Linked DNA regions of Homo sapiens: region 1 is linked to region 2. Evidence: chromatin contacts called from ENCODE Hi-C or POLR2A ChIA-PET data. All regions are on one chromosome and are shown on one strand. Each heading gives the region's core, a stretch centred on a gene start or an enhancer-like site at or near the end of the contact. The rest is flanking DNA. Distances are from core to core; before and after follow the strand shown.

Region 1 (5,367 bases), core at 1,644-4,143, 390 kb after region 2:
ATTATATTTTGAGGGGAAAAAAATAACTTTCTTGGCACAAAATGGCCATGAATTAGATTGTGTGTTTCAGAAAGGTAGTGGTAAAAAGTCCCCAAAGCAGTTACAATATTTCTTTTGTTCTGTTTCCTTGCTACTCTTAGATAAATGAAGAGTTTGAAAAGAATTTTCACATAAAAACGTCATAAAATCCCAGTGCCATATTCTGAATATTAATTTGACTGTTTTATGTCGTATTTTTTTCCCAGTTGGTTTTAGTTAGAATATATGCTTTTTTTTAAGCCTTTAAGGAATTAAACAATTTTGGTTATTAAAGTTTAAATGTATTTCATAAATATGTATTTATAAATATGTGACTGGTCCCTTTTCTGAGGGGTTAGGAAGTTTAAGCATTATTTGTAAGCTATTTGTAAATCCCTGTCAAACATTATTTGTCCATTAAGAAATACTATTTTTTTCTTCACTTTTAGGTCATTTTAAGTATTAATAATGTTCATCAATTTACTTACTACCCTTCTGAAGAAAGTCACTATAATTAGTAATCAGAATTATATCACATAAATTTAGGCACATTTATTTATTTATTTATTTATTTATTTATTTATTTATTTTTAGTATTTTGAGAGTAGGTGCTGTATTTTCTTTTCTTTCCTTGTTTCTTCTTTTTTGTTTTTTGAGACAGAATCTCTCTCTGTTGCCCAGGCTGGAGTACAGTGGCATGATCTCAGTTCACTGCAACTTCCCCCTCCTAGGCTCTAGCAGTGCTTCCACCTCAGCCTCCCAAGTAGCTGGGACCAGCTCACGCTACCACTCCAGCTAATTTTTGTATTTTTTGTAGAGACAGGGTTTTGCCATGTCACCGAGACTGAGTTACTGTATTTTCTTAGCAGAATATTGTCCCAGTGAGCTTTTTCCAAAAGAGAAAAGGTACAGCCAATAAAAGTTTGTGGTTGGGTATTGGGAGTTGGTGTTGTTCTGTTTTGTCCTGTTCATAAAAGTTTTATTCTCTTTAGCTCTCATGCTTTAGTTCTAATTTATTCACAGATTTTTGCCCAGTAACTTGATTTTATACTTGGCTTTCTATATTGTGGCTCCAATTTTTCTTCCCAGTTTATACTCTTATTTTTCCTTTCTTTTTCTTTTCTTTTCTTTTTTTTTTTTTTTTGAGACAGTCTTGCTCTGTCGCCCAGGCTGGAGTGCAGTGGCGCGATCTCTGCTCACTGCAGCCTCCGCCTCCCAAGTTCAAGCAATTCTCCTGCCTCAGCCTCCAGAGCAGCTGGGATTACAGGCGCCTGCCACCAAGCCCGGCTAATTTTTTTTTTTTTTTTTGAGACGGAGTCTTGCTCTGTTGTCTGGGCTGGAGTGTAGTGGCCCAATCTCGGTTCACTGCAACCTCCACCTCCTGGGTTCAAGTGATTCTCCTGCCTCAGCCTCCTGAGTAGCTGGGATTACAGGCGCCCACCACTATGTCCAGCTAATTTTTTGTATTTTTAGTAGAGATGGGGTTTCGCAGTGTTGGTTGGGCTGGTCTTGGAACTCCTGGCCTCGTGATTCGCCCACTTCGGCCTCCCTGAGTGTTGGGATTACAGGCATGAACTACTGCGCCCAGCCAATTTTTGTATTTTTAGTAGAGACGAGGTTTCACCACGTTGGCCAGCCTGGTCTTGAACTCCTGACCTCAAGTGATCCGCCCACCTCAGCCTCCCAAAGTGCTGGGGATTACAGGCGTGAGCCACCGTGCCCGGCCAGAATTTGAACTTTAATTCTTCAAATTGTATAGCATTTTCAGGTACCATCGAGGGCTTTTCTTCTGTACTTCTGTGTGTTCAAATATGGACCTTGTTCCAAAAAGGTCCAAAAAGGTTGAGTTGTGGTTCCCTGTAATGTCAAGAAATCTGTTAATGCATGAGACCCGGAAGATGTTTGAAAGTGACTAGTGAGAATTGGGTTGGTTGCTGTAGGATATTGTCATTTAAATTATTAAGTGAATATATTTATATATTTAAAAATTAGATGTAGGTAAGCCTCAGAAATGGGAAAATGGAGATAAATCTTAGGAGAGATTTTTGAATCTTTTACTTAAGACTGTGTTCAAAACTTTGTCTATTTGCTATTTATTATTTTGATATATTAATTGCTAGTGAGATTAAGACATTTTTGACACATCCTCTTCATTTAAGGTCATGGATGTTTTGTATCATTCTTATATAAGCATATTTGTAAGACTTTTAGAGGTATTCCTTTTTTAGTCCTATTTTTTTTTACTAGGGAATTATGACTCATTTTGGCACTTAGCTTTTGTAGCTTACTACCGTATGACATTTTATATCTTTGCAAAAACCAAGTAATTAGACCATTCATCACAATTTCCATACTTAAAAAACTAATACTAAGTTTTTACATGTTATCAATAAAAGTAGCATTTTAACAATTATCCTTTCCACATTATTTGATAAATGCTATTGGTTTTGTCTGTTATTTTTATAAATATATAATTTGCTTTAATTACTTAAATGTTCCTTGAGCCTTAGAACTTAAATCCTGATGAGGGTTTTACTTTTTAAAATACTGAAGTTTATTATTTATGCATGTTTTACAGAAAAATGAGTGGCTTTTAAAAGATCAAAATTAAAGGCTTAAACATGGAATCTCTAGGACATATAAAATATGAGTAGAACTGTGTATTTATAAGATGTTAATGTAAGACTTCAGGCCTTGTAATATCTTAAAGGAACCACTTCACTGTAAGGGAGCAGTTTGTCTTTCTACCTTTCCAATTGTATTGAGATTTTGCCCAGTATGTCTTTTTACTTAAACACCTTGGTGAAAGCTATCCAGCATCCTGTTTTAAATCTCCTTTGTTGCACTTACCATAATTACTTTCAGATCTGTTTCCATTCTCAGAAACTGAAACTGTAAGCTCATGTGAGTGGGGAATCCGACTTGTTTTATTGCATGTGAGCTGAGCACTGTGCCTTGTGTCAGTAGTCAGTGGTGTTCCTTTAGTCCTTGTTATGTTAATAAAAAAGCTTTGGTTTTTGCAAGACTTTGTTTTTAGAGATTCTGGAAAGGAACATATTAACCAAAAAGAAGAGCTGACTTCAATTTTACTTGTCTTGAAAATAACTGACTACTAAAGGGATGTCAGGGAACATTAGTGAAAATGGAGAACTTAAGGAGTTAAAGTTTTAGCTGTTTTTTTCAAAGGATATTGTCCTTCAAAATCTTTACCTTGCATTTTTGTTACTGTGATTTAAGATGGTTGTAATTATCATTGATTGATGATACCTATCAAAAGGCAACCCTAACCAACCATTTCTGCTGGATTCTGAATGCCGAGAAAGAAAAACTGAGAAATTTGTGAACTATTACAAGTCGTCTGTAAAATGAGATAATAATATCAACTTCACAAGGTAATTTAGGCTTTCGTGAAAACTAGAGTGTGAAAATGCTTAGTAATGTGCTGGGCACACTGCAGGTGCTCTACAAATAACTACTGATAACTACTTTTTTTCATGAGTAATTGTACATTTTCTTTCTTCCTTCCTTTCTTCCTTCCTTCCTTCCTTCCTTCCTTCCTTCCTTCCTTTCTTTTCTTTTCTTTTCTTTTCTTTCTTTTCTTTCTTTCTTTTTTTGTTTTCTTTTGTTTTGAGACAAGATCTTGCTCTGTTGCCCAAGCTGGAGTGAAGTGGTGTGATCTTGGATCACTGCAACCTCTGCCTCTTGGGCTCAAGTGATCCTCCCTCCTTATCCTCCTGAGTAGCTGGGACAACAGGCGCACATCGTCACACCCAGCTAATTTTTGTATTTTTGTAGAGATGGGGCTTCACTTGGTGTTGAATTCCTGGGCTCAAGCGATCCACCCACTTCGACCTCCCAGCGTGCTGTGATTACAAGAGTAATTGTAAATTTAAAATGAATTTCTTTCCCATCCCAAACCAGTATCAAAATGCAAATATAGTAAATTACTTTTTAAAAGAGAGATGTTTAATGGCAGTTGTTGGTAGTCTTTTGAGTCTTTAAGTGGGTATATTATAGAAAAACAACATATCTCTGCTTGGAGGGAAGATTTAACTAAAAACAAGAAAAAGAATAGTAGATGAACCATGATTCTTTAACATACAGGTTGCAAACTAGTGACCTGTCAGTTGGATTTGGCCTGTAGGCATGTTTTTGGCTTATAATGTAATTTTTTAAAAATTAGTGGCCAACAATTAAAAATTGGGAGAGTTTTCAAAAGAAAATGCAGATTTCTGACTCATCTTGAAAAATGGTAAGATGGGCAGCACAGGGCCTGTATTCCCAATTGCAGCCCTCAGTGGAGCTAAGTAGGCTGTTCTCCCTGCCATCTGCCCGGCTCTCAGTTGCCATCACTCACTGCATTTGGACTCTTTCTTCATATAGTGAGCCGAGGGGGGAGTGATAGTCTCATGTTCCTATCAAAAGAGGGAAACCTAAAATAAGGCCATTTTTGTTTTTGTTTTTGTTTTGTGAGACGGAGTTTCGCTCTTGTTGCCCAGGCTGGAGTGCAATGTGAAATCGGCTCACCGCAACCTCCGCCTCCCAGGTTCAAGCGATTCTTCTGCCTCAGTCTCCCAAGTAGCTGGGATTACAGGCTTCCGCCACCATGCCCAGCTAATTTTTGTATTTTTTAGTAGAGACGGGATTTCACCATGTTGGCCAGGTTGGTCTTGAACTCCTGAGCTCAAGTGATCCACCCGCCTCGGCCTCCCAAAGTGCTGGGATTACAGGCATGAGCCACCACACCTGGCCAGGCGATTTGTGTTTTAAGAAAAACAAGAAAGCATGTAATTCTTTGCGAAAATAATGAACATTTCTATTTATATCTGTCAAAAGTCCTGTTTCTTAGGAGTTAAGACATAATTCATAGCAATTAATATATGTGGAGAAGATACGTAATGAAAAACTAACTAGAAGAGGAATTCAGACATTGAAAGGGATTATTTTAAAGTGAGAATAAAATTAGTAGTGCCGCTGTGAGGAAAATAATCTTCACGTACTTACGTATGATGAGAAACTTCCTAAGTGTCTAGAGATGGCAAGAAACTTTGTATGTTTTGCATGACAGTAATTGTAAATATGAGCTTATCTGGAAATATTGTTTGCATAGATGTTAAAAATATGGGCAGGACAATGTGTACTAAAATGCTGAATTCTAGTGAGGCTGACATAAGCTTATTTTTTAAATTCTTTAATTTTTGTTTTTATATATTTTTTGAGACAGGGTCTCATTCTGTCACCCAGGCTGGAGTGCAGTGGTGCTATCACGGGCTCACTGGAGCCTTGACCTCCCCACGCTCAGGTGATCCTCCCACCTCAGCCTCCTGAGTAGTTGGTGGCGTGCGCCAC
Region 2 (5,850 bases), core at 1,623-4,122:
TGACTCGGAAACAGAACTGGCTTTATCTTCCCCTTCATGTTGACTCAGTTTATCTCTGCTCCTGCCTTAGCCTCTCGCCCTTTCTTCTGTGGACCTTTTCCATCTCATGAGTTTAGCTGACTTGAATCTGACCATGGCCTGTGAATCTGTGAACCCTTCATTTTGGTTCTTCCTAATAAGTATCTGTCTCAGTCAGCTATAGCTGTGTAACAAAGTACACCCAAACTTGGTTGGTCAAAACAGCATTTGTTACTCATGATTCTGTGGAGTTTGGCAGAGCTCAGTGGGCATAGCTTATCCTTCTCCACATGGTGTCCTCGGGTGGTTCAACTAGGGCTGGAGGATCCAACACACCTCCCTCCCTGTGTGGGCCTTGAAATAGCTGTTATCTACCAATTCTCTCTGACTCTCTGCCCTCTTCTCAACAGCTCGTTAAGAATTGCCTGAACACATCCTCTCCTTTCCCATTGAGCTCTTGTAAAACTTTCAGATAGTGGCTACCACTGTCCCTATAACAAACATAAACAGGTACTAAAACCAGGATGCTGAGTTCCACACCAGCGTGAGGAGTCCTCTGTGTTTCTAAGAACCAGGCTTCAGGAAATGCACGGGGATTGTGTGCAGTCTAAGAGACTAAAGCTGGGCTAAAAATATTTTATTGTCATTGTTAAGAAAGAGAAAAAAAAACCCTATCTTGGGTAACCCCAGGTTAGATAAATAAATCAGTCGCTTCTCTTGACACTTTCCCACTCCACCCGGCTTCTTCCTGGATTTCCCATTCCGGCTAAATCTTCATAAATCCAAAGCCTCCGTGCAAACGGAGGTGGAGCAAAACAGAAATAAATGTCAAAGACTGCACAGACAGCATGCATCAGCCTCTGACCCAGCAGATTATTTCAGGAAACACCCACAGTGCTCAGACAGGAAATTCTGTGCACTTCAGAGCTGTGAGCTCACAGATGCAGGGAGCATTGCTGTTACAGTCCAGACTAGAAGAATTGAGGTAAAGCATGGACTGGGCCCTTATCTGCTAGCTGTGATCCTTGGGAACTTGTAGGCCACAGTTCCCACAGCTGTAAAAGAGGAGTGACAATGAATGAGACAGGGCACATAAACCACCTAGTAGGTATTCAGTAGACATTGGCTCCCACTTGGAGCATGGTGCAACCCAGCCCTGCAGAAAGTTGGCCCTGTCCATCCACTTCATCAGCTGTCATGAAACCAGGCCTGGCCGGGCATCGTGGCTCACACCTGTAATCCCAACACTTTGGGAGACCAAAGCAGGAGGATCACTTGAGCCCAGGAGTTCAAGATCAGCCTGGGCAACATAGTGAGACCCCATCTCTACAAAAAGTAAAATGTTAGTCAGGCGTGGTGGTGCATGCGTGTAATTTCAGCTACTCAGGAGGCTGAGGTAGGAGGATTGCTTGAGCCCAGGGATGTTGAGGCTGCAGTGAGCTATGATCACACCACTGCACCCCAGCCTGGGTGACAGAGCAAGACTCTGTCTTAAAAAAAAAAAAAAAAGGAAATCAGGCCTTTGTGGGCTGTCTGCACCTGGCACTGTTCCTTGTAAAGAGGTTGGTTGTTCTTTTTTTTCCCCATGCCAAGCTGTATACACCTGTGGCTCACCCTTAGTACATTATATCACCGTACTCATCATTTGACCAGATAGAAGAAGATTTGATTAAAATGCCATCATGTTAATTTGCTGTGTATGAGACACCTACATGCTCCGCTATAAACAATTCATACACTTCCAGGCAGTGTCCAGAGTAAACCTGTTGTTTCTTTACAAACTTCACACTGCCTTGAAAATTAGGTAAGAGTTTGTCTGTTCACACATTATGAACTCTTGATGCATAGACCTGGAAACCCAAAATTGAAACATAAACTCTTCTGTAAGTATCTAAAAATTGAAGACAGTCCAGGCACGGTGGCTCACAAACTGTAATCCCAGCACTTTGGGAGGCAGAGGCAGGCAGATCACTTGAGGTCTGGAGTTCGAGACCAGCCTGACCAACATGGAGAAACCCCGTCTCTACTAGAAATACAAAAATTAGCCAGGCATAGTTGTGGGCACCTGTAATCCCAGCTACTCTACTCAAGAGGCTGAAACATGAGAATTGCTTGAACCCGGGAAGCAGAGGCTGCAGTGAACCAAGATCACACCACTGCACTCCAGCCTGGGCGACAAAGCCAGACTCCGTCTCTAAATAAATAAATAAATAATTGAAGACTGCCAGGCACATTCTAAGTGCTCAGTAAATGTTCACAATTAAAATTAAAAACATTCCTCAGAACATCATCCGGGGCTGGAGAGGTGTGATCAGGCAGTCGTTGGAACAGTAACAGGTGCTGAAGTAAGATGGTTTGCTTTACTCCATTTTAGTTTCTCTTGTGTATGGGTTCTCTGCGTCACTCTTACAACCCTAAAAATAAATGCTATATTTAATATTAGTCCACTTTAACTATTTCTGTCTGGACATGGTGGATTGTGCAGTAATTCATGCTTACCATTTCAGAAACTGTTCAGTGATCCAAAGGTTAAATGCAGGATGTGGTTTCTGCAGACTCTGGCATATATACAGCGCATGTTCAGTGCAGGCGAGCTATTTTTATGAAAGCTATGCTTAAATTTTCTCCTTGGATGACAGTAACATAAAACAGAAGAAGTTAGAGTAGCAATATGTGCTTATGTAATATTTGGTTTGTCTTGTTTTATTTTCCATGGGGTGCTATGTAAGTACAGTACTGACAACTATAGTACTGAAACCCTGCAAATTTACTTTTTATTATTTCAGTTTAGTTACCAAAAATTATGTGATGCATCACATGACCAATCATGCAAAAATTCGTGCTTAAGTGCCTCAGAAACTTCTCCATGGTCTAAAGGTTCAACTCAGGATGTGGTTTCCACCCCAAAGCCAGTCCCAGCTGCCACTCACTTTATTTTTTTCTTTTTTTTTTTTAAGAGTTGGGGTCTCCGCCGGGTGCAGTGGCTCACACCTGTAATCCCAGCATTTTGGGAGGCCGAGGTGGGCGGATCACCCAAGGTCAGGAGTTTGAGCCCAGCCTGGCCAACATGGTGAAACCCTGTTTCTACTAAAAATACAAAAATTAGCCGGGCATGGTGACGTGTGCCTGTAATCCCAGCTACTCGGGAGGCTGAGGCAGGAGAATCGCTTGATCCCAGGAGGCGGAGGTTGCAGTGAGCCAAGATGGCGCCATTGCACTCCAGCCTGGGCATCGCAGCGAGACCCCGTCTCAAAAAAAAAAAAAAAAGGAGCTGGGGTCTCGTTCTGTCACCCAGGCTGGAGTGCAGTGGCACAGTCATGGCTCACTGCAACCTCAACCTCCTGGGCTCGAGCAGTCCTCCTTCCTCAGCCTCCAAAGAAGTTGGGACTACAGGATCATGCCACCATGCCTGATTAAATCTTTTTTAAATTATTTTTTGAAGAGACAGGGTCTTGCTATCCTACCCAGGTTTGTCTCAAACTCTTAGCCTCAAGTGCTCCTCCTGCCTCAGCCACCCTAGCCTCTGGGATTTTAGACACAAGCCACTGTGCCTGGCCCCTCACTTTCCTTTTATGGCTTGAGTTTTATCTCTATCGAAGTAATAAGTGTGCTTATCTTTAAAAATCAAACGTTTTACAGTGAAAATGCTTACAATTAAAAATAATGGTCCCCTAGCTCTGCAGTTCCCCATTGAGCTCTGTTCCTGGGAAGCACCCACTTCCAGCCCTGGCACCTGCTTTTTTTCTGCCAGTTGATTTAACTCCATATTTTTATTTTATTATTATCATTATTTTTATTTTATTTTATTTTATTTTTGAGTCGGAGTCTCGCTCTGTTGCCCAGGCTGGAGTGCATTGGTGTGATCTCAGCTTACTGCAACCTCTGCCTCTCTTCAAGCAATTCTCCTGCCTCAGCCACCTGAGTAGCTGGGATTACAGGCGCCCGCCACCACAGCTGGCTAATTTTTGTATTTTTAGTAGAGACGGGGTTTCACCATGTTGGTCAGGCTGCTCTCGAACTCCTGATCTTGTGATCCACCTGCCTTGGCCTCCCAAAGTGCTAGGATTACAGTCATGAGCCACCGCGCCCGGCCTTAACTCCATTTTTTTTTTTTCAAGTTGGAGTCTCGCTCTGTTGCCCAGGCTGGAGTGCAGTGGCACAATCTCGGCTCACTGCAAGCTCCACCTCCCGGGTTCACGCCATTCTCCTGCCTCAGCCTCCAGAGTAGCTGGGACTACAGGTGCCCGCCACCACGCCCGGCTAATTTTTTGTATTTTTAGTAGAGACGGGGTTTCACCGTGTTAGCCAGGATGGTCTCGATCTCCTGACCTCGTGATCCTCCTGCCTCGGCCTCCTAAAGTGCTGGAATTACAGGTGTGAGCCACCAGCCCGGCCAACTCCATATTTTTAAACAATATGCTTATACTGCTCTTTCTTGACTTTTCCATTGACTGTCTGCCCTAGAAGACTGGAATTTTCCTCTCCTGTGCTGCACACATATCTCCCCAATAAAGCTCTATCACAAGTTTCGGTGAGATCAATACTCAGTATTCAACATTCATGATTACAGCTGTGTAAATATTACCCAGTGAGCCATTTATACTATACTATGATTGCATTTATTTTCTCATGAAACTTTATTTCCTCTAGGTTAATAATTTGCTTATTTTTCTAAGTATTTATCTTCCCTTCATCACAAGGTGCCAATTGACTCAAGAATTGATTCCTAGAACACTCAAACCCGTGAGGTCCATTCTCTTAATATATTTTTCTTTACTATGTCTCTCCTGAAATTCTCCTGCTTCTAATGTCTCTCTTGGAACTTTAAGTGGTTTCATCCTTGCTATGAGGAATCAGAATTTATTTTAGCAATTGGTTGAGATAAAAATAAAAAGTTATTTTGAGATAGTTTCAGTAGGACACTGAGTATTCAAACATGAATAAAACCAACTTCCTGCCCTCAACAAACTTTATCTGAACAGGAAAAACCATGAAACAGAAAAATTCGGGAATGCGTACACAGAGGCTACAGGAGTGGCCACCCAGGAAGGACAGCATGGGGTCTCGGAACCCCCAGCTGCTGTGGGAATCAAGCAGACCTGGTTTCAAATTCTGATCCTGCCTGCATGTGACCTCAGGTGGCTAACCCAGACTCACGACACGGGATTTATTTCTCTGTAAAATGCAGATACCACCCACCCATCCTCCTAGGATGCTGGAGAAATTATGTCAGAAGAGTTACGTGAAAGCACTCAGCACACGCCAGACCCTTGACATGGTCATGCCCTCCCAATCTCAACAGTTGAGTCCAGGAAAAAACTCCTCAAATAAAACCCCAAAAGCCACATACCTTAGGATTTGTGCTGATTTTTCATTTCATATTGCAATTGTCCTCCCCAAAATCACCTTAAATTTTTTTTTAAGCACTTTCTTTCTGTTGGTATCAATAGCATTGTTACTTAGAAGGGGTCGGCAGAGGGTGCTGAATATTGAGTCATATCTGTTGCCTACTCTGTTGCCCAGGCTGTTGCCCTCACTCTGTTGCCCAGGCTGGAGTGCAGTGGCATGATCTCGGCTCACTGCAACCTCCGCCTCCCAGGTTCAAGCGATTCTCCCGCCTCAGCCTCCTGAGTAGCTGGGATTATAGGCGTGCACCACCATGCCCGCTAATTTTTGTATTTTAGTAGAGATGGGGTTTCACCATATTGGTTAGGCTGGTCTGGAACTCCTGACCTCAGGAACTCCAACCTCTGCCTCCCGGGTGATCCACCCACCTCAGTCTCCCAAAGTGCTGGGATTACAGGTGTGAGCCACCGCGCCCGGGCTTTTTAG

The links. Hi-C counts contacts between places; a loop is a spot of excess contacts on that map. ChIA-PET counts read pairs that join two places held with the same protein, here RNA polymerase II (POLR2A). Pooled maps may share reads with other maps.
Region 1: a pooled map shows a loop between it and region 2 (5-fold over the local background). The contact joins two enhancer-like sites. A Hi-C loop is called at or near these places in 2 of 37 single-sample maps with no recorded cell type and 2 of 50 pooled maps. POLR2A ChIA-PET finds 5 or more read pairs at or near these places in 1 of 52 experiments (activated CD4-positive, alpha-beta T cell).

The regions. Positions count from the first base shown.
Region 1 is chr10:86,795,923-86,801,289 of GRCh38, forward strand. All of the region lies in intron 1 of BMPR1A (bone morphogenetic protein receptor type 1A), which reads left to right. Among named protein-coding and RNA genes, the nearest start is that of BMPR1A, 42 kb to the left of the region's middle. Within about 2 kb of position 2,894, at least 3 of the 41 ENCODE cell types and tissues checked have a DNase peak (open chromatin) inside an H3K27ac peak, as active enhancers do.
Region 2 is chr10:86,410,744-86,416,593 of GRCh38, forward strand. No RefSeq gene overlaps it. Among named protein-coding and RNA genes, the nearest start is that of GRID1, 47 kb to the left of the region's middle. RefSeq lists enhancers at 1,983-2,332, 3,333-3,382. Within about 2 kb of position 2,873, at least 5 of the 41 ENCODE cell types and tissues checked have a DNase peak (open chromatin) inside an H3K27ac peak, as active enhancers do.